Linked DNA regions of Homo sapiens: region 1 is linked to region 2. Evidence: read pairs that join two places in POLR2A ChIA-PET (ENCODE). Cell type or tissue: GM12878. All regions are shown on one strand. Each heading gives the region's core, and the rest is flanking DNA. Links, peaks and the distances in the headings are about the cores only. Region 1 overlaps IFT43 (intraflagellar transport 43). Region 2 overlaps GPATCH2L (G-patch domain containing 2 like).

Region 1 (11,777 bases), core at 981-8,980, 170 kb before region 2:
GAAACTCAGTTCTCTGAGGGATTAGTTGTCAGACCCAGGGTTGAGGCAGGAGGAAGAAACTGGGAGAGTTGGAACTGTGCGTGGAGGACAGATTGCAGGAGTAGATGCCAGCCCTGAAGCGTATGCACATACCGTATTACTATCAGTCTTTTCACTTGCCAAGCATATAAAGAACAACTTTCTTGGATCTTCTCTAAGATTGCTGGAGAAAGAAAGGGAAGTTTGTTTTTAGTCAGTAATGTAAGATTGAATGTGGGAGCTGCATTGCCCCTAGAAGCTGGAAGATGGATATGTGTGAAGTTTGCAATTGATCTTGCTTAACTAAATGTCTTTCTGTTGGAATTTATGCATGTATTTGGACTGGCTTTTTGAAACAGGTTGCAATTTGGACTTAGAACTCTTGGCCTGATTCATATTTTGGGGTTAGGGTGGAGTTTCTCCAGGACTTCTGAGAGTGTGTGAGAAGTTTCTAAACTCAGAAGGCTCCTTTTTTGGCACTGCAGCATCTTTTCTGTTTTGGCATCTTAAGAATCTGGGGGAACCATATAAAGATCAGAAACAAGTCTGGCCCTAAAGACTCCCTCTGACATGGTAATTCCAGTTATTGAATCCTAGCCCATTCGGATGAGACCATATAAAGAGGCCATTTCCTGAAATTCCCGCTCTCTGCCTCTCACAGGCTCCTTTTTGTAGAAAGCTGGTATTTCAGGACTGCAACCGCCAGTCACGTGCTTCCAACTCTTTACTCACAGTCATTCCTGCCCCCTGTTTATTTTTGGAGAGAACACATTTTTGCTGCTTTTCAGGAGCTATGCAGGGTCCTGCCCCCTCCGTCCATCAGGCGGCAGCCCCAGCAGGCTGTGCTCATTTCCCACACTCGGAGACGTGACTCCAGCTTTTAAGAGAGAACACAAGAGATGCACTGCCTGAGGACTACCGTCACTTGTTCCTATTTCTGTCCCTCTTGGTGTTACATATTTTAAGACTCTTTCTTTTTTTAAAACAAGTTTAGGGAATGTTACCTGGCAGTAAGTCAGCCAAAATTGGAAATCATTTGTCCAGCTGTTGTCTTGGGGCTGTGCCTCTGAATTTCAGGAGAGTAATTTAAAGAATAAACCAGGACTTTTGAATTCTAGGATCAGGCCTCCTCTTCTTTCTGGCTTTTAAGTTTGTTTGAGCTCTAATCCTTCTCTTCCATATAGTTTCTTCCTCTTCTCCTTGACACAGGGATAGAAAATAGGTTCTTCTAAAATGCCAACTCAAACAGATGTCTTCCCAAGTGCTTGGTCAAGGAGGACTCTTGAGTTGATGGGCTTTAGGAAAAAAATGCCACGACTGTCTTAGCCTGCCTGAAGATTAAGTTTTTAGCTTCAGTGATGGAGCAGGAGTAAATTCTTCTTCCTGTAAATGAGTAGGCCATTAGGTAGAGAACTCAGACTCATAACATTTGAAGAACAAAATAAATCATGCATTTGTGTCTTCCTCTGCTCTGTGGGAAGGACCCCTGGTCCAAATGGAAAGATGTGTGAATAAAGGGCTTTAATTTCTCATCAGTCCAGGCAGGGACTGGAGCTTTGACAGTTGAGCTGGTGAGGGCGTTCGCACCCCCATAGGTTCCCTAGCATCTGATCTGTCACCTCCGGAAAGGGAAGGCCAACAGTCCAGGCAGCTGGTCATAAAACGAGCAACAGCAGTGGCTGGCCTAGGTGTGCGTCCTGTGTTTCAGATTGCCCTGGGGAGACAGCCGTTTTTTGAAATGCGGATAACTAGGTGTCTAGGTGTCATGAAACCTCTTAGGGAGAGCAGCCAAGTATTCAGGGACTGGACTGTCTATGCAAAAGAAACCAACTAGACCTTTAAAATCATATTGCTGGGGAAAGGAGCAGCAACAAATCCAAAATGGCAGCCAGCAGAAGGCTGATGAAGGAGCTTGAAGAAATCCGCAAATGTGGAATGAAAAACTTCGTAACATCCAGGTTTGAGGAAACTAATTCTTGACTTGGCAAGGGCTAATTGTTCCTGACAACCCTCCATATGATAAGGGGGCCTTCAGAATGGAGATCAGATTTCCAGCAGAGTACCCATTTAAACCACTGAAGACCACAGTTAAAACAAAACAAAGATTTATCACCCAAACAATGACAAAAAGGAGCAAGTCTGTCTGCAAGTAATTAGTGCTGAAAACTGGAAGCCAGCAACCAAAACTGACCAAGTAATCCAGGCTGTCATAGCACTTGTGAACAACCCCCAGCCCGAGCACCCATTTCGGGCTGACCTAGCTGAAGAGTACTCTAAGGACTGTAAAAAATTCTATAAGAATGCTAAAGAGTTTACAAAGAAATATGAGGAAAAGCGACCCATGGACTAAAATCTACTGCAGTTGATTCCAGCAAGTATGAGCAGAGACCCCAAGCAGTGCATTCAGGACTCTGTGGAAAATTGACATGTGCTACCACCTGGCATTCGCTTGTGGCACTTACTAATTTTCCATAGTTTTCTTAGTCCAAAGTAGTCTAGGTAGCCTATAAAGAAAGGATTAAAAATTTAAGATGTTCTAAAAAAACCATATTGTTACAAGCCAGTCATCTGCTTACATTTCAGATTGTTTGTACTTAATTTCAAACTGCCACATTATGATCAAGTTGCATCAGCTTCCACTTAAGGCCTGCATTGTAGAGTAATGAATGCTGAGGGCCTCAAACTCCCAAAGCCATTTCCCGGGGACCCTTAAAATATAATGGTCAAGTAACAAAATTTTGCTACAGGAGAGTTATATACCATCCCCAGTATCACTACACCCTTGGATCTGGTTGCTTCTGGAATGCTTTTTTCTTTACATTTCCAATCCAGGACAAGCCCCACTTTGCCCATAAACTTCCTTGACCTCTCCTTCTCCTCAGCACTTCCTGAGTGTGTACAATTCTGTTTAGCTTTTAGACATATATTGTAAGCCTTATGCATGCTTATCAGAGCAGCCTTAATAATGCCCCAGTGAAAACCACCAAGATGGCAAGAAAACTGCAAATTTTGGTGGAAGTGCCCCATGGCTGAGGGATTCTTCAGCTTCACCTTTGGACCCTGGATGCAGCCTCTTCCTGGAACAATTCTGTGTCTCCATCACTGACGCCTACTTCTCACTTCCATTGTGGCCTTTTGAGTTTCAGATTAAGCCTGACATCCAATTACGTGGATTTCGTACAGGCCTGATACACTGAACTCTGCGTGTTCTTGGCCTCATGGAACATTTGGGACAGGGATGACATCTTCTACTTTTTCTATTGCACCTAGTGCACATGGGACCAGTGCCGAGTTCCCCACATAGGTAACAAGGTTGATTTCTGGGGAAGAGCATATAACTTGGTAATAGTTATTAATTAAGTCCGTCTCATCCAGACAGGGTATTTGTGTGTGCCCCTAACAAGACTCATATTAGGGGGTGTTTACAAAAATATTGCTAATCCTTGGACTCAGAGAACTAAATCATGTATGTAAGGACTTTCCCTCAGGAGATAGGCATTTCCCTCTAAATGCCCAAGCCTACTTTGCAGAGAGCTAAGCCTGCCTGTCCCTCCTCCTCTCCCCTCTGCTTCAGTGCTCTCTCCTGAGGTTCGCCAGTGGGAAGCAAGCTAACTACCATAGCTCCTGACTCATGTTGCTCAGGGGATTTCTTTGCAATTTTTTACTTTTCTGAATGATCTCAATGTTGGGGTGGAGGAAATGAAAAGTAGCTTATACAGTTTTTATAATACTATATCAATTCCTAATGGCTTCAGTTATTAGTGAAAAAAATCCTTTGATTTTAGAAGTAGGTGTTAAACTGTATTGGCTTTGGAGGAGTGACTTTTAGCTGGTGATCGCTTTGTTTTGGAGCTGCGGGTACCATTTTATAATGGGAAGAAAATGAGAGGAAATGTGGCTTTGTGTTACCTCTTGGCAGAAAGGATTTTCACCCAATAGCCATGGCTTCCTTGGGTTTGTGGTTAAACAAGATAAAGCTGATATTTTGGGTTTTAGACTCTTAGGGAATGCTATTAACCATTTGATATCCGTTAGTAAAGTGACAGTTCAGTCCAGGCTCAAAGGAGCCATTTTAACTGGGGTAAGATGATATCTCAGTGTGGTTTTGGATTTGCATCTCTCTGATGCTCAGTGATGTAGAACATTTTTTCATATAGTTGGCCATTTGTGTGTCATCTTTTGAGATTCTTTTCAGATCCTTTGCCTGCTTTTTAATGGGACTTTTTTGGGTTTTTTGCTATTGAATTGTTTGAGTTTCTTGCATATTCTGGATGCTCGTTTCTTGTTGGATAAATAGTTTGCAGATATCTTCTCCTATAGTTTATCCTTACACTGTGTTAATTGTTTCATTTGCTGTGCAGAAGGTTTCTTTTAGTAGTTTTTATACTGTCAGGTCTTACATTTAAATCTTTAATCCATTTTGATTTGATTTTTGTATATGGTGAGAGATGGGGGCTCTGGTTTTATTCTTCTGTGTATGGAAATCCGGTTTTCCCAGCACCACTTATTGAGGAGACTGTTCTTTCCCTAATATGTTGTAGGTGTTGTTTTCAAAAATCGTTTGGCTAGAAATACATGGATTTATTCCTTGGTTTTCTATTCTCTTCCTTTGATCTATTTGTTTTTATACCAATATTATGCTGTTTTGGTTACTATAGCTTTGTAGTATTATATATTTTGAAGTCAAATAGTGTGATGCCTCCATCTTTGTTCTTTTTGCCCAATGTTGCATTGGCTATTCAGGCCCTTTTGTGGTCCCATATAAATTTTAGGGTTGTTTTTTCTGTTTCTGTGAAGAATATCGTGGGTATTTTGATAGAATTGTATTGAACCTGTAGATTCCTTTGGGTAGTACAGTCATTCTAACAATATTAATTCTTCTGATCCATAAGCATGGGATGTCTATTTGTTTATGTCTTCTTCAATTTCTTTCGTTAGTGTTCTGTAATTTTCGTTGTAGAAGTCTTTCACCTTCTTGGATAAATGTATTCCTAAGTATTTTTTTTGTAGCTATTATAAATGGGATTGCTTTCCTGATTTATTTTTCAACTAGTTTGTTATTGGTGTGTAAAAACACTACTGATTTTTGTGTGTTGATTTCGTATCCTGCAACTTCACTGAATTCATTTATTCATTCTAAGAATTTTTTGATGCAATCTTTAGGTTTTTGTATTTATAAGATCATATCATCTGCAAAGAGGGACAATTTCACTTCCTGTCTAATTTGGAAGAGTTTTATTTCTTTCTCTTGACTGATTACTCTGGCTAGAACTTCCAGGACTATGTTAAATAAAAGTGGTGAAAGTGGACATCCTTGTCTTGTTCCAGTTCTTAGAGGAAAAATGTTCAGCTTTTCTCCATTAAGTACGATGTTAGCTGTGGGTTTGTCGTATGTGGCCTTTATTAAGTTGAGGACTGATTTGTTCCTTCTGTGCCTGATTTGCTGAGAATTTTTATTATGAAGGGATGTTCAATCATATCAAATGCTTTTTCTGCATCTATTAAGATGATAATGTGGTTTTTATCCCTCATTCTATTGGTGTTATATATCAGATTTATTGATTTGCTTGTGTTGAACCCTCCTTGCATCCCTGGGATAAATCCCAGTTGATCATGGTGTATTATCTTTTTGATGTGTTGTTGGATTCAGTTTGCTCGTATTTTGTTGGGGATTTTTGCATCCTATGTTCATCAGGGATGTTGGCCTATAGTTGTTGTTGTTGTGGTGGTTGTGTCCTTATCTGGTTTTGGTGTCAGAGTAATACTGGCTTTGTAGATGAGTTAGGAAGAATTTCCTCCCATTCAATTTTTGGGAATAGACTGAGAAAAATTGGTGTTTGTTCTTTTAAGTTTGGTAGAATTCAATAGTAAAGCTATCTAGTCTTGGGCTTTTCTTTGTTGGGAGGCTTTTTATTACTGATTCAATCTCATTACTTGTTAGTGGTCTGTTCAGGTTTTCTATTTCTTCCTGGTTCAATCTTGGTAGGTTGTACGTGTCCAGGAATTTGTCCATTTCCTCTAGGATTTCCAATTTATTAGTATATACTTGTTCATAATAGTCTCTTATGATCCTTTGTATTTCTGTGGTATCAGTTGTAATGTCTCTTTTCTCATTTATGATTTTATTTATTTGGGTCTTCTCTCTTTTTTCTTGGTTGGTCTAGCTAGCAGTTTACTAATTTTGTTTATCTTTTCAAAAAACTATCTTTTGTTTCATTGATCGTTTGTATTTTTTTAAGTCTCTATTTTGTTTAGTTCTGCTCTGATTTTATTATTTCTTTCCTTCTAGTGATTTGGGGTTTAGCTGGTTCCTGCATTTCTAGTTCCCTGAGGTGTGTTGTTAGCTTGTTCATTCAGAATCTTTCCTTTTTTTTTTTGATGTAGGTATTCATTGCTATACTTCCCTCTTGGCTCTGCTTTTGCTGTATCCCATAGGTTTTTGTATGTTGTGTTTCTGTTTTCATTTGTTTCAAGAAATTTTTTAATTTTCTTCTTAATTTCTTCATTGATCCAGTGGTTGTTCAGGAGCATGTTGTTTAATTTCTATGTATTTGTACAGTTTCCATAATTCCTCTTGTTATTGATTTCTAGTTTTATTCCATTGTCATCTGAAAGATACTTGATATGATTTTGGTTTTTAAAAATTTCTTGACATTTGTTTTGTGGCCTAACATATGGTCTATTCTGGAGAATGTTCCACGTGCTGATGAGAAGAATGTGTGTTCTGCGGCTATTGGATGAAATGTTTAGTAAATGTCTGTTAGTTTCATTTGGTTTAAAGTGCAGTTTAAATTCCCAGTTTTCTTTATTGGTTTTCTGTCTAGATGATCTCTCCAGTGCTGACAGTTGGATGTTGAAGTCACCAACTATTATTGTATTGGAGTCTATTTAGATCTAATAATATTTGCTTTTTATTATCTGGAGGCTCCAGTGTTGGGTACATATATATTTAGAACTGTTATATTGATCCCCTTATCATTATAGAATGACCTTCTTTACAGTTTTTGACTTAAAGTCTGTGTTATCTCATGTAAGTATAGCTTCTCCTGCTTGCTTTGGGTTCTTATTTGCAGGAATTTTTTTCCATCCCTTCACTTTTAGTCTATGTGTGTCTTTATAAGTGAAGTAAGTTTCTTATAGGCAGCAAATAGTGATGCTTTTTAATTTAGCCAGCCAGTTTAGTGAGGAGTTTAATCCATTTACATTCAAGGTTATTATTGATGGCTAAGGACTTATTTCTGCCATTTTATTAATTGTTTTCTGGTTGTTTTATATATCCTTTTTTCCTTACTTCCTCTTTTAAGTTTTATCATTGCAGTTTGATGGTTTTCTGAAGTGGTAATGTTTGAATTCTTTCTCTTTCCCATTTGTGTATCTGTTCTACTAGTGAGTTTTATACTGTCTTGTGTTTTCATGATGGTATATATTGTTCTTTCACTTCCATATGTAGGACTCCCTTAATAATTTATTGAAAGGCTTGTCAGTGGTGATGAATTCCCTCTGGTTTTGCTTATCTGGGAAGGACTTTATTTCTCCTTCATTTTTGAATAATAGCTTTGCTGGGTATAGTAATCATAGCTGCCTTTTTTTTTTTCCCTTTCAGCACTTTGAATATATCATCCCAAACTTTCCTGGCCCGTAAGGTTTCTGCTGGGAATTCCCTTTTATGTGACTTGACACTTTCCTCCTGTTGTTTTTTTGAATTTTATCTTTGTCTTTGACTTGACATTTTGATTATAATGTGCCTTGGAGAAGATCTTTTTGAGGTGAATCTATTTTGAGACCTTCAAGCTTCCTGTATCTGAATATCTATATCTCTTTCAAGACTTGAGAAGTTTTCAGCTATTATTGCATTAATAGGTTTTCAATACCTTTGCCCATCTCTTCTTCTGAGACTTCAAAAATTTTAATACTTGTTTTCTTTATGGTGTTGCATATGTCAAGTAGGCTTCCTTTATTCTTTTTTCTTTTTTGTCTGAGTTATTTCAAAAGACCTGTCCTCAAGTTCTGAAATTCTTTTTCTCCTGCTTGATCTAGTTTATTATTGAAGCTCTTGATTGTATTTTTTCTTTCTTTCATTGACTTCTTCAGTTCCAGGATTTCTATTTGGTTCTTTTTTATGATGTTTATCTCTTTATTGACTTTCCCATTCAGATCATGAATCATTTTTCTGATTTGTTTGTACTCTTTTTTTTTTGGAGACGGAATCTCTCCCTGTTGCCAGGCTGGAGTATAGTGGCGCAATCTCAGCTCACTGCAACCTCTGACTTCCTGGTTCAAGTGATTCTCCTGCCTCAGCCTCCTGAGTAGCTAGGATTACAGGCATGCGCCACCACGCCCAGCTAATTTTTGTATTTTTAGTATAGATGGGGTTTCACCATGTTGGCCAGGATGGTCTCTATCTCCTGACCTTGTGATCTGCCCGTCTTGGCCTCCCAAAGTGCTGAGATTATAGGCATGAGCCACCGCACCCGGCCTTCTTTGTACTCTTTATCTGTGTTCTCTCATACCTCACTGAGTTTCTTTAATATCATTGTTTTGAATTCTTTTTTATCCATTTCATGGATTGTCTTTTCATTGGGATCTGTTACTGGAGAATTATTGTGTTCCTTTAAAGGTGTCATGTTTCCTTGCTTTTTCATGTTTCCTGTGTTCTTACATTGATATCTGTGTATCTGGTGTAATAGTTGCATCTTCCAGTCTTATGGATTGACTTCCATAAGAAAAGACTTCCCTATAGATGTATCTATGGTGTTGGTAGGGTGGGGTGCTTTGGCTTTGATTCTGGGTGGGTGCAGTGATGTAGTTTTTATATATCTTCAGCTGTAATCAGCATCAGTGGGTATCTATGGGTTCTTTAGTGGCTTAGGCTATAGTTGTTATTGGAGGCTGTGACAAGGCTTTATTGCAAATGGGGATACCAAGTGGGCTGGTCCTTAGGCACCAGTGGTAGTGGTGGCAAGCCAGGTATGCTAGTCCCTGGGCCCCCCAGGTGGTGTACATGGGTTCTGGTGATGGTGGATCTGGGCAGGTCAGTCCTTAGGCCTCCAGTGCCTTGCTCAGGTGCCGGGGGTGGCAGTGGTGGGCCAGGTGAGCCAGTCCCCAGGTAGTGCATGTGGGTGGGTGGTGGCTGCAAGCTGGGTAGACTGGCCATCAGGCTTTTGGGAGACATACATGGACACTGGTGGCAGGCAGGGTAGGCCTATTCCCAGGCTCGCAGACTATGCATGGGTGGCAGACAGGGCAGAACGGTCCTTTAGACCCCAGAAAATGTGCACCAGTGGTGGTGGGCAGGGTGGATCCATCCTATGCCCCTGGGTCATGTGTGTGCTGGCAGTGGTGGTGGTGGGTGGGGTCAGCCTATCCTCAGGCCCCTAGATGGCATACATGGGTGCTAGTGGTGGTGGGGGTTGGAGGCAAGTCAATCCCCAAGCCTCTTAGACACTGTACTCGGTCACTGGCAGCAGTGGCAGGGGTTGGTGTAGGCCTCTTGAGTAGATTTTTAATCCACCCACCAATTTAGTTTATCTCTTCTAAGCAAGTCTCACTCTTATATCTTTATTTTATTACTTTTCGGTTTATAAAAAGCAGAAGAGGAAAGGAAAATTAAAATTGCCTATAATGGAGTCCCCTGTCAGTCATGTACATATAACTCATTAACACTAAATAGTATATGTTGATAATCATTTCAAAAAATGCATCAAAAGCATATACTTACTGTTTGGTAACATGTTTTTGAAACTTAAAATGTATCAAACTTTCTTATATCATTGGGTTTTCTTATAACATGGCTTTTTGTTATTTGCATAGTATTTTCATGTGTATTTTACCATTTACTTAATTCCTTATTGCTAGCAATTTTGGTTGTTTCTAGCTATTCACTACTCAAAAATAACATTATATTCCTCTCTGATTTTTCCCTTGGGATCAATTTCTAGGATTAGAATTGCTAGGTTAAAAAGTATGAGCATTTTTAAGGCTTTCAATAAACTTTACCAAATAGCCCTCCAGAAACATGGTGCCAATTTATGACTCACCGGGAGGGTATGAAGGAACCCAGATTTTCATAGTAAATTACAAAGGTTACTGTATTTTTATTCAAAAGGTAGGCTGAATATTGATTGGTGTAGGTGACCTTACCCTCAGCCATTGTGGTGTTTAAACACAAATGTTGGTTGGGCGCGGTGGCTCACGCCTGTAATCCCAGCACTTTGGGAGGCCCAGGTGGGCGGATCACTTGAGGTCAGGAGTTTGAGACCAGCCTGGCCAACATGGTGAAACCCTGTCTCTACTAAAAATACAAAAATTAGCTGTGCGTGGTGGTGGGCGCCTATAATCCCAGCTACTCAGGAGGCTAAGGCAGGAGAATCGCTTGAACCCAGGAGGCGGAGGTTCCAGTGAGCTGAGGTCGCACCACTGCACTCCAGCCTGGGTGACAGAGTGAGATTTCATCTCAAAAAATAGAAAATAAAAAATAAAATAAATGCAAATGTTGAGTGAATGTGTTCTTTTGACTTCTCTTTCCTTGTAGACTTCCTCTGCTAAATTACCTCGCTGCCGACAGGGAGGCTGGGCAGGTGATTCCGTGAAGGCTTCGAAGTGAGTACCAGCAGCTCATAAGAGTATGGGTGGGGGTGCACACGGTTGGGGGGACTTTGCTCCTGTGTTGTTTTATTTTTTACAATAGCTTTATTGAGAAAAAATTTATATACCATACAATTCACCCACTTAAAATGCACAATTTAATCATTCTTAATATATTCACAGAGTTGTGCAACCATTAACACAATCAATTTTACAACATTTTCATCACCTCCCCACCAAAAGAAACCCTGTATCTATTAGCAGCCACTTCCCATGTCCCCCCAACCTCTCTAGATCTAGGTGGTTACCAGTCAACTTTCTCTCTCTCTGATTTGCATATTCTGGACATTTCATGTAAATACAATCTACATTATGTGGTCCTTTATGGCTGGCTTCTCTCACTTGTCATAATGTTTTCAAAGTTTATCCATGTTGTAGCATTCTGTGTTCTTCTTAATTTCCAAAACATAATGGAATTGCCTGTTGGTAACTGCTGATGAACTGTGCGGCATGTCCTCCCCTGACATATATCAGTCATCATTCATAAAGGGGAACAATACAGATGTCCCATCACCCTGCCTAGTTGGTATCTTGTGTTTACTGTAAGCTGGCATGAATATTTATACCATAACCATCTGACATTATCTCATCAGCCTCTCCAGAGCTCCTGGGAAGGCTGGGAAACCTGATGTCACAGTGCATGTAGCAGCACTTTATAAACTGCATAGTGTTCAGTGTGGGGCTGTAGATGGCAGATGCCATTCTCTCTGAGCTGGATGATGTTGGGTAAGATGTTTACCATGGCTGAGCACCTGGATGGACACATTGATGATCCCTACAGGGTGATTCAAAGACTGAAGGAAATTACATATGTAACAGGAATGTTGCTGTTGTGTTTAGCCCTCCCAGCCTTTCCACAGCTTAGACTAGATGCTGATCCCTGTGGTTCCATATTGAGGGGCGGCAGAGTGTGGTGACAGCCGCAGGTACTGGAGCCAGCTGCCTGGCTTTGAATCCTAACTGTGCCATTTATTATCTCAGAGACCCCAAGCAAGTAATTTAATATCTCTGGTCTCCATTTCTGTATCTCTACAATGGGGTTAAAAATAGTTCTTACTTGAAAGGATCATTGTGAGGATTAAATGAATTCGTATGTGTAAAATATTTAGAAGAGA
Region 2 (11,777 bases), core at 2,719-10,718:
TAGACCTCTGGACTTCTCTTAGCTTTGGAGAACCTACTGCAGGTAGAGAAGAGTGTTAGTATCTGCACGGTGCCCAGCACATAGTTCTTAATAAATGGATCAGGGGCAGAGTTTTGTCAGGTGGATATATGGATAGTTGGATTGTTGGCTGGGTGTGTAGATGAAATCCATAAACCAAGTGTTTTGGTTTGGTTGTTTTGGTTGCTAGTATTGGGATTTGCTGTTAAAGGTGTGATACCTGGTATTGGTGTTAAGAATTGCTGCTGCCCAAACAGCAGATGGTGTGATTGGCGTTCTGGTAGAGGCAGTGGTATTGTTAAGGGCACAGTCACAAACTTGTAATAAGAAGACTAGTGCTGCAAGCAGTTTTTCCCAAAATGAGAGATTTGTTGATTGTGAAGGATAGTTTTTCTTACTATTATTACCAAAGAAAATGATAGCTAGGATTTATCAATTGCTACATACAGGTCAGTTGCATCTATGTGATTCATCAATCACCAGTTGCAGTTTTTGAGTGCAAAAACTTTTCATGGCAGTGTTTTAGTTTTCTCCAACTCAAAGGAAAGGTCAACTTTTAGTGACCTTTCCTTTATTTTGGAAGATAATTTGGTCAAGCATTACCATTTTAATTTATTCTTTCTTTAAGCTCTGAAATAGCAAAGCACTGATATCTTCTTTTCATATAGGTCAGCTTCCTTTGTAAATAAACTGTTTTTTCTTTGAGAAATCTTATTTTTAGTTGTGGTAAGGATGGCAGATATCAGCCTGGTATGCAAATGTTATACGTGTTTCTTAATGAATGGATGAAAAGTTTCATAGCTTCTACTTTCTTCATAGTCCATTGGCATAGGTGGTAGGAGATTAAGAGTGTAGATATTAGTGTCAGGCAGACCTGGGCGAGAATCCGGGCTTTACCCAGGCAAATGACTTAATCTTCCCATACCTCAATTTCTACATCTTTAAAATGGAAATATCAATACTTTTTAAATTGGTTGAATGGGGACCAAAATGAAATAATATATGTAAATATTGAGCATCCTGGTAACCAATATTATTTTTGTTATGTAGTTACTGCCCTACCCCATCCTTAGGATAATTGCAATTTTAAAAACTTTGAGTTGGCTTCCAGAGTCATTTGCTAATTAGATGTAATACTGATTCTTGAGGTGCTTAAATGACCTCAAATGGTCTATAAGAGGAGGCATTTGGACAGAGTTGGGGTTAAAAAAAAAGAGAGAGAGACCTTCCTGCCCATTAGAGAGTTGAAATAGGATAGGCTGAGCTCATTTGTAATTCATTTTATCTGTTCACAAACGTTATGATCTGCATATCAGAGTTGTGTGCCCAGCTGGCTGTGCCACTTGACAAGGAGTTTCAAAGAGTAAGAAGAAGACTCACTTCATGCTATTAATTTTGACCTTTGGAGCCATAATAAACAGCCTGAGGTTTTACCTCAGGGCTTGGGGGAAGGAACCTTTTATTAGTCCTGTATCTGTTGATGCTGTGAAGCACAGTGTTGCTTTCTCACCTCTTTAATGCCTCAGTTTCAGCCACATGTGTGAAGCAGTTTCTGCTATAGTATTGTCTATAAGGCTGCCCAAGCCTATTGGAATTGCCCATTGTATAGTACACAGTTCTTGAATCTTTTGTCCTCTATTGGAGGGTCTCGTTGACAGTGGCTCTCAGCTGGCTGGCATCTTACTGCCTAAGTGGAATGATGAAAGCATTTTCTCTCTCTCTGTTTTTCCATTGTAAGATACCCATCTTTCCAACTGATGTGAAATGATTTGGCTCTTATGGGCGGCATGAAACAGCTTCATAGATATGCCTACTTTAGCCCAGCTAAGGGAATTAGATTAGGGAGAATTTTCAGGTGCCAGTGAGCAGTTTGTCACAGACTACTGAGGGTTAGATTTAAGTGAAAATCATTAGTGGAATTGCTAGGATCGCTTCCTGTTAGATAAGCCTCCTCTGTTTCCTATGATAATTGTGAAGTGTTTTTTTTTTTTCTTTTCTTCCTATCTGCTCCTAGTGCCATAGGCCTAGATCTTTTCCCAGGTGCAAGTCTATGAAAATATTTCCCCTCCTGACTGCTTAATAAATGTCAGTAAACCTTAAAGGTAAAATCACATGTGAGAAAGGAGTCTCACATTTAATCTAGGGATTAAATCTCTAGATTTAATCCTCCTTTTTCTCCTTTTACCCTAGCACTTACTTGTTCTCTGATTACAACTCAGTGTCTCGGAGTATTAATTCTTTCTTTAGGAATTGGCCTTCCTACTGTGTTGTGAGCTCCTGGGGACAGGACCTCAGCTCAGTCATCTTTTATCTCCCTCTGCACATCCAGCATAGTATGTTACATTGGGTAGGCCTCCATACATTTTTGTTAAAAATAATTGAGGTGAATAGATTAGTAATTAAGCAGAATAATTGGAATATATATATGAACTTTGGTCCCTAGAAATATCAAATTTTTTCCTGGTGTTACTTGTGTTAAAGAAAAAGTATAGAAAACAAATACCATTTTTACATTGAATTTTATTAACTTTCTAATTTTTAATTTTTGTGGGTTTGTAGTAGGTGTATATACTTATGGGGTACATGAGATGGTTTGATATAGGCATGTAATGCGTAATAATCACATCATGGAGAATGGGGTATCCATCCCCTCAAGCATTTATTCTTTGTGTTACAAACAAACCAATTTTACTTTTATTTAAAAATGTACAGTTAGATTATTATTGACTGTAGCCACCCTGTTGTGCTATCAAATAGTAGATCTTATTCATTCTTTCAATTTTTTTATACATATTAACCATCCACATTCCCCACCACCCTCATTACCCTTCCCAGCCTCTGGTAACCCTCCTTCTACTCTTTATCTCCATTAGTTCAATTGTTTTGATTTTTAGATCCCACAAATAAGTGAGAACATGTGATTTTTGTCTTTCTGTGCCTGGTCTATCTTACTTAATATAATTATCTCCATTTCCATCCATGTTGTTGCAAATAACAGGATCTCATTCTTTTTTATGGCTGAATAGTACTGCATTGTGTATATGCACCACATTTTCTTTATCCATCATCAGTTGATGAACACTTAGGTTGCTTCCGAATTTTGGCTATTGTGAACAGGGCTGCAGCAAACCTGGGGGTGCAGATATCTCTTTGATATACTGATTTCCTTTCTTTTGGGTATTTACCCAATAGTGAGATTGCTGGATCATATGGTAGCTCTATTTTTAGTTTTTTTGAGGAACCTCCAAACTATTCTGCATAGTGGTTGTACTAATTTACATTCCCACCAACAGTGTACGAAGATTACCTTTTCACCACATCCTCACCAGCATTATTAGTTGTATTTTGGATGTAAGCCATTTTAACTGGGGTCAGATGATGTCTCATTGTAGTTTTGATTTGCATTTTTCTGATGATCAGTGATATTGAGCATCTTTTCATATGCCTGTTTGCCACTTGTATGTCTTTTGAGAAATATCTGTTCAAATCTTTTTTGATTGGATTATTAGATTTTTTTTCTACAGGGTTGTTTGAGCTCCTTATATATTCTAATTATTAACCCTTTGTCAAATGGGTAGTTTGCAGATATTTTCTCCCATTCTGCGGGTTGTTTATTCACTTTGTTGATTGTTTCCTTTGCTGTGCAGAAGGTTTTTAACTCAATGTGATCCCATTTGTCCATTTTTGCCTTGGTTGTTGTGATTGTGGGGTATTACTCAAAAAATTTTTGCCCAGACGAATGTCCTGGAGATTTTTCCCAATGTTTTCTTATAGTAGTTTCATAGTTTGAGATTTCAGATTTAAGTCTTTAATCTACTTGATTTGATTTTTGTATATGGTGAGAGATAGGGGTCTAGTTTCATTCTTCTGCATATGGATATCCAGTTTTCCCTGCACCATTTATTGAAGAGACTGTCTTTTCCCCAGTATATGTTCTTGGCACCTTTGCTGAAAATGAGGTCACTCTGCATGTGTGGATTTGTTTCTGGGTTCTCTATTCTGTTCCATTGGTCTATGTGTCTGTTTTTATGCCAGTACAATGCTATTTCAGTTACTATAGCTCTGTAGTATAATTTGAAGCCAGGTAGTGTGGTTCCTTCAGTTTTGTTCTTTTTGTTTAGGATAGCTTTGGCTGTTCTGGGTCTCTTGTGGCTGCATATAAATTTTTGGATTCTTTTTCCTATCTCTGTGAAGAATGTCACTGGTATTTTGATAGGGATTGCATTGAATCTGTAGATTGGTTTGGCTAGTATGGACATTTTAACAATATTGATTCTTTCAATCCATGAACATGGAATATCTCTCAGTTTTTTTGGTGTCTTCTTCAATTTCTTTCATCCATGTTTTATATTTTTCATTATAGAGATCTTTTATTTCTGTAAGTTAATTCCTAGGTATTTAATTTTATTTGTGGCCACTATAAATGGGGTTAATTTTTAAATTTGTTTTTCAGATTGTTCACTCTTGGCATATAGAAATGCTACTGAATTTTTTGTGTTGATTTTTTATCTTGCAACTTTACTGAACTTGTTTATCACTACTGACAGTTTTGTGGTAGTCTTTAGGTTTTTCCAAATATAAGTTCATATCATCTACAAACAAGGATACTTTGATGTCTTCCTTTTCGGTTTGGATGCCCTTTATTTCTTTCTCTTGTCTGATTACTCTAGCTAGGACTTCCAGTCCTAAATTGAGTAACAGTGGTGAAGGTGGGCATCCTTATCATGTTCCATATCTTAGAAGAGAGGCCTTTCAGTTTTTCCCCATTCAGTATGATACTAGCTGTGGGCCTGTCATATATGGCTTTTATTGTGTTGAGGTATGTTCCTTCTATACCCAGTTTTTTGAGGATTTTTATTCTATATAAAAAGATGAACTTTTCATTAACTTTAAAAATGAGTGATTTTTGAAGGTGAACTATTCCTTAAACTAGCTTGCCATTCGCAGACAGACTGTTTTCTCTCCTTAGGAGTGACTCTAAAGATCTTTGTTCCAAATCTAACGCAGTCACTTCAGTTATTTTTTGCCAACATTGGTTCTATTAAACATGCATGTATTTCTCAAAGTATTTTTTTTTCCCTAAAAGTACATTCCTGCCCCAAGGACATAGTGATCTGCCCGGTTTCCTAAGTAACACTGCAGTTTTAACAACTCACCTGATCTTTCAGTTACCTGCAGTAAAAAAGAAAATAGAAATGTTGTGTTTATGCTTGGATAGAAAGAATCCTCTTTCCATTAATTGTTAATTTCAGCATTCACCTTCACACTTGTAATAACAATTTAATGACTTTTTCTGAGATAAGAATTTTTTTTAAATTCTTATTTAAAAATAAAAATTTTTTGCTTTTAGTGCTCATTCTTCCAACTCTGCCCTGGCAAATACCACCACAGTGGGGAAACTATGACACTCTTAGGGGAAGTACTGATCCCACACTTACACTATGAAAGAAGCGTATACCCCAGGTTTCGCTGGCCTGAGTGAAGATTGTCCCTGAGGCCCTGATCAGATGAAACAGAACAGGCATAGCCTGTCTTTTCTCTAATTGCATATATACTGGGGAACAGTATTTTTATCTAAATTTATATTCATTTAATCATTCTATTATTCTTTAGGTTGAATACTTAGATCTCTATTATTGACTAGGTTGGCTCTGGGAATTTGGTAGATTTTTCAACTCAGTAATTTTCGAAGTAGGTAGGTGCTTATCAGAATTACCCAGGGAAAAATTTCAAAATAAATATGTTACTGATTCTGCTCCCACTCCTCCCCAGCCTACTGAATTAGGATCTTGATAGGGACATGTGTATTTAGTAAAAGCTCCTTATATAATTCGGATAACCATTTGCCACTCCAGTTGAGAATGAAGTTTTAACTTGGTGGAGACTTTAACTTATACTTAGCCTTTTATACAATGTGCCTAATTGAAAGATCACTTCCCTTAACGTATTACATGGTTTGCAACCCAAGAACAACCATATACTACACTTGAAAAAGAGTTCTGAAATATCTCGTTACTCTTTCAACCTTTCTACTTGTAGGGAGGGTCTCTGTGTTGGTGAGAAAGGGAAGTTCAGACTCTCTATCCTTGTTGTTACTGCATTTGTGCTTTTGTCCCTCTTTTAGTTTCCATTTTGAGAGTAAACAGTGATGCTTTCAAAGTAAAATAACACACATTAAATAAATAACACATTAAAAAGAAAAGGAGTCAAGTGGTTGTTAAGTACCCCTAAATGAAAATGGGGTTGGGGAAGTGGTCAACCTCCTTATTTTTCCTTCCCTTCTTTAATTTTTTATGTCTGCAATTGATGATCTGGAATTTGGGGATGAACAAAAAACTGGAACTGTCTTGTCAATAGGAAGCCGAAGCTGTAGCAGTTGCCTTACCCACATGGTAAGGTTCCCCAAAATAATACAGGCAGCCCTGCCAACCCCACATGTAATATTCTTCACTTCTGAGCAGGGCTGTGCTAATATTCTGAATGTGCCGTGCCACATGACAGCTTCCATTTCCTGCCTCTAAATCCTCTTGCTCTAAGCACCCAACTTCCTTCTTTTCCCCAGGCTTGTTCTCTTTTTCTTCCTCTTCTTTTTAAAATTTTATTTTATTTTAAAAAACTGACACATAATGACTATACATATTTATGGGGTACACAGTGGCATTTCAATACATACAATAGTGATCAAATCAGGGTCATTAGCATATCCATCTGCTCAAACATTTATCATTTCTTTTTGTTAGAAGCATTCAATATCTTCCTTCTAGCTATTTGAAACTGTGTAATATACAATTGTTAACTATAGTCACCTTACAGTACTATAGAATGCTAGAATTTATTCCTCCTATCTAGCTATAAGTTTATATCTTTTAACAAATCCTTCTCTATCCCTTCCTTCCCCTACCCCAGCCTGAAGTATCCTCTGTTCTACTTTTTACTTCTATGAGATCAACTTTTTTAAGCTTCCACTTATGAGTGAGAACTCAATGTGTTTAACTTTCTGTTCCTGGCTTGTTTTCACTTAACCTAATGTCCTCTAGTTCCATCCATGTTGCTGTGAATGACAGGACTTACTCTTTTTTTTTTTTTTTTTTAAACGCCTGAATAGTATTCCATTGTGTAGCAGGCTTGTTCTGGGTCCTCTTCCTTCTTTGTCCTCTAGGGTTCTTTCCAAGCAGATGGGGACTTCACATAGAAAAATAGATTTTCCCAAGCTGTAAACTCTAGCAGTACTAATGTTCACTTAAAACCAAGGAAGAAGCAAAATGTCTTACTGTCCTGTTATAACAGTTTGATCATTTCTCTTCTTCCCTCCCCAAATCTTGTCTAGGAAGGGACATAGAGAAAAATGTCCTCATATACTGACAGCGAAGATATGATGTTATTCTACCTCCTATGAAATAGCTCTCCAACCTTGAAATGGGTCTTAAGAGAAATGTTTTAAGAGGGAAGGATCATTTAAACTGAGTTTTAAAAACGAACATACCTTCTCTTCATTGATACCCTAGTTTCTTTGTTATTCATATTCTGTAACCTGAAAAGCTGTGCAGCTGCAGATAGGACTTGGCTATAAGATCCATCAAGGCAGAGATTGTCTCTTGTTTATCACTATATCCCTAGTGTTTAGTACAGTGCTTGGCAAGAGTAGGTGCTCAGTAAAAATTTAGTGAACAATGAAAGAAGCAACAAAACTGCTTAGTAGAAAGGAAATAGTCCACAAAAGTATATACTTTTACAATAAAATAATTCACTTAACAAGTTTCTTTACTTGATTTCCTTAGAAAGTCTTCAGTTCTTTCCTGTTATAACCAGAGGAATTTACAAAATCTGAAGGATTTAAGATATTCAAGGCAACAGTTAGAGGTAGGAATGGGGTGGTAGAAGTAGACCATTTACCACAGAGAGAAGTAATATGCTGGAGGCATAGCAGTCAAGGGTCACTTAATGTAGAGACAATTGACCTGAAGGCTTAACAATATCGCCTAGAGGAGCAGGGTGGTGGTGGAAGGACCACCTGAGCCATTGAACCCACAATAGCACCCTAAGATGTTGTGGTATAATAACCTGTGTGCGTAATAATAGGTAAGTAATACTTATTCTCAGTTTGCTAAAGTAAATAAGCATTTCCATTAAAAGTTGTTAAAAACTTTAACATTTTAGTGTATAAATGGTTTTTTTTTTTAAATTCCAAAATGACACTGTCATTCCTCGAAAGTGTGAGATAAGTAGTACTGACTAGATCCATAAAAGAGTTGATAATATGGGCCTTTTCCCATGTTACTGACATATATCAAACACGCAAAATGGTGAAAATGATGGATGGGGGCAAATAAAAGGCAGTATTTGTGTAGTTCAGCTCAAGTTGATACTCCAAGAATTAGTATCTTAATATACTTCTTGAGTACTTATGCTTCTCATTTTGCATCTGTCTCATGAAACTCAGCATATTGTAAACTGTGATCTTGAAGAAGCAATGTTTTAAATTAACTTTTTATTGAAGGATAAACATACAGGGAAGAGTACAAAGAAATATACACTTGATAAACAGTCACAAAGTTACAGTCAAGTAACAAGCATCCAGATGAAGAAAAAGAGAGTTATCAGAAAGAACCCCAGAAGCTCCCTGTGCCTCTTTCTCTGCCTGTCTTCCCCCTCACCACTGCTGTAGAGTGCCACCATCCTGATGTCTAACAGTAACATGGTTTAGCTTGAATCAGTGGTGTTAACATTTTTTCTGAAAAGCTTTGGAGGTTCCTTTAATGAGCTTCAGATAAAGAGGAAAGAAGCATGACTATACACTGTTAGCCTTTGTTTGACTTTGTTTCTCCTTCTGAATCATGCCTGAGGATAAGGATGATTGAATAAGATCAGAGTGCTTGGATAGTCTCAGTTTGGGTATGTACTCAAGTCTTATGTTTGTGGAAAAGATGGATGCTCTATGTGTTCTACATTTCTCTGTTTTGAGGAGAAACACAATTTTGTAGTGTCACTTTATTTTCTGCTTGTGTCTGGACTTCAAAGGGAATTACCACCACTCCGTTCAGACTGAAGTCCTGTCTCCCTTTGATGTTGTCACCTGTGTTAATTTATTATTAAATCAGCATGCTGCTTAGACTTGTTCCCAGGATTTATGCAAGGTATGAAAAAGGAAGCGTTTTCCCTACTTTACACATTGATAATTAGCTATTTAGAATTAACTATTTGAGCTTTCAGAATTAATTATTCATGAGGTATTTGACTTAATTTTCTGTACAGGACAGAGTGATCAATAAAAGGTGCTTTGGATGGAATTTTCCAAACCACTGGCTTTGTATTATAAATCTCAGCCTGTAGCATTCTTTGCATTCCTAAAGAATTTCTTAGGATTTTAGTCAAATTCTTATATTTTCCTATTTATAAATTGAATTGACTCTTAAGCTTTTGCTATTTAGAGACATGAAAGTGTGTGTGTGTGTGTGTGTGCACGCTCATGCTTGCGTGCACGCATGCATGCACCCTTTTCAACTGTGCAAGTTATTTTGGGGACTTTCTGAGTCAAAAAATTTGTCCATTCAACAGCTGCCTTGTTGCCTTGCTAACCAGGTTTTCTTAGGTTTGTCTGAGGTTCCAGTTTTAAGACTACTAAGGGTCTTAATCCTCAGCTGGGACTACTGATTAGGAGTTTATCTGGTATAATTTTATATGTTATTTACTTTGGCTAGTTTTTTAAAATTGTGGTAAAATGTACATAATATAAAATTTACTATTTTAATCACTTTTAAGTGTTCAAGTGGCCATTTGATTTTTAGAACTTTTATTCATTCATAGCAGTTTTAATCAACAGCTAATGAGGATCGCCTGTGTGCCTTGAGCCAAGGTTGGTAGATCATTGGAAAATTATCAAAGAAGTGTAAATAAAGTTTCTGTTCTCAAGATCCCTGTTCTTAATCTCAAAGAGATTAAGCCTTCTTGTTTCATTAGAGAAGCAAGATATATGCACACCAGTTAAACATTGCTTCATGGTAGATGAGGCCCCAAATGTTCAAGGAACACTTTGTGTAAAGGTGAGACTCATTTTGGTCTTTAATCAGAGGCAGGATCTGTCTAGTTTGAGAGGGACAAAATCTTCACATACGTAAAGATTTTTATTTTACTTCTTAATTTGCATACAGTACAATACATTCTTGGGGAACAGTGGTGAACTAAAATAGCATACCACGTAGTTCAGTGTTAATCCCATTGTCTTTCACAGAATCGTTTGCTTTTAAAATAAGCTGAGTATTCAGATGAAGGAACATATTGTCACATAATTAATATTTTTATTTTTTTACCTGTAAAATAAAAAGCATAATTAATATTTTTAAAAGTCACAGAAACTAAACTTACTTAACTTGTGATGTAGACAGTATTAAAAATTCAGATTTACATGACAGGAGGTTGAACTTCCTATTAAAATTCTATGCAAATATCTGTGTTCATGCAGCATTAAACTTTTCAATGTATTACCTCTTGGGAGTAAGTATTTCATTAGTGAGTTTAGAGCAATTGTGGTTATAGTTTTTATGAAAAATAATTGTATAAAAATAAGCATGTAATGCAACACATATTTATTGAAATTAATCTTGAATGTCTGCTACACTGAAATCAGGTAAAAAGTTTAGAATGGGTGTGTATTGTGGATAAAGAGTGAGTTATTATTAATTCTGAATAATGTTGTCCCAATGCTTAATGGCAAAAGATGGTGCCCATTTTGTTTATGTCTGTAATAGGTTAAGGATTTAATCTGGGCTACATGTAATGTCTTACAATAAGAATTAAAAAGTTCAAACCATTTTTCTTCTTCTTACATCTGCAGACAGGCAAATGTACACTGGGGACCACCATGTTCACGTGACATCAAGAGGAAGCGGAAACCAGTGGCCACAGCATCTTTGTCTAGCCCCAGTGCAGGTGATTACATGCAGTTATCATTTATTGAGCATGTACCGTGTGCCAGGCACTAAATTATGTGTTTTGTATACCTTTTCATGTAATGTTTGTGATAGTGTAGGTCATTTTATTCCCACTTTACATGGGAAAACTGAGACTACAAGAAATAATTAGCCTAGTTCTTGCTGACTCTGAAGTCTGTGCTTTTTCACTGTTACATGGCTATCTAGAGTTTGAAACCCTATATTCCACTATCAGCAATCTCCAGTCATCTGAGCTTTTGTTTTAGCAGACAGGAAATTAGGTCCATGTTAATGAAAGTCCAGGTGAAGTGGCAGTTCAGTCAGGCAGTCACACAGGGTTATTTACTTTCTTATTTTGCATACAGTACAGTACATTCTTACTGCTTTTATAAGTAGAATGCTAATATTTTACTGGTCATGACATTCCTAATTAAAAACAATTTTTTAGGCTAAAACTTTTCAGTTTTTTTTTTTTTTTTTTTTAACAAAACTAACACTAATTGGTAGAAGCCAAAATAGTGCTTCTCTTTGGTGGGGGGCAGTGACCAAGAGAGGGCACAAAGAAACCCTCTGGGCTGTTGGCAATGCTCCATATGATGAACTTGGTGGGGGTGTGTGGCTGCTTACATAGGTAGAATCTGGAGCTGTGCACTTAGGGTTGATGTCCTTCACTGTGTGTATGTTATCCTTCAATGAAAAAAAGGGGAGAGTTATGTATTTATTAATATTTCAGTGAGAAAACTGGATATTGAATATACCATTGAATATTTTATTTTCTTTAGAAAATACTACCTATTATATAAATCAGAACAGTTGATAGCTGAATAGAGA

The links. Peaks named below come from ENCODE experiments on the same cell type or tissue, not always from the same donor. Only the 100,000 strongest peaks of a DNase experiment are listed, where the experiment ranks them.
Region 1: POLR2A ChIA-PET joins it to region 2 with 6 read pairs; 4 of 35 experiments call an interaction of 5 or more read pairs at or near these places.

What each region holds. Positions count from the first base shown.
Region 1 is chr14:76,011,778-76,023,554 of GRCh38, forward strand. It overlaps IFT43 (intraflagellar transport 43), which reads left to right. Exons shown (of 9, transcript NM_001102564.3): 3 at 10,550-10,617. It also overlaps the pseudogene UBE2L3P3. Among named protein-coding and RNA genes, the nearest start is that of IFT43, 32 kb to the left of the region's middle. In GM12878, for the core only: no CTCF peak of the experiment used is centred there; a DNase peak (open chromatin) is centred at 4,169.
Region 2 is chr14:76,185,029-76,196,805 of GRCh38, forward strand. GPATCH2L (G-patch domain containing 2 like) reads left to right here. Exons shown (of 10, transcript NM_017926.4): 9 at 10,850-10,944. Among named protein-coding and RNA genes, the nearest start is that of GPATCH2L, 39 kb to the left of the region's middle. RefSeq lists an enhancer at 5,349-5,438. In GM12878, for the core only: no CTCF peak of the experiment used is centred there; a DNase peak (open chromatin) is centred at 9,573; H3K4me3 peaks cover 348 bases; H3K27ac peaks cover 5,493 bases.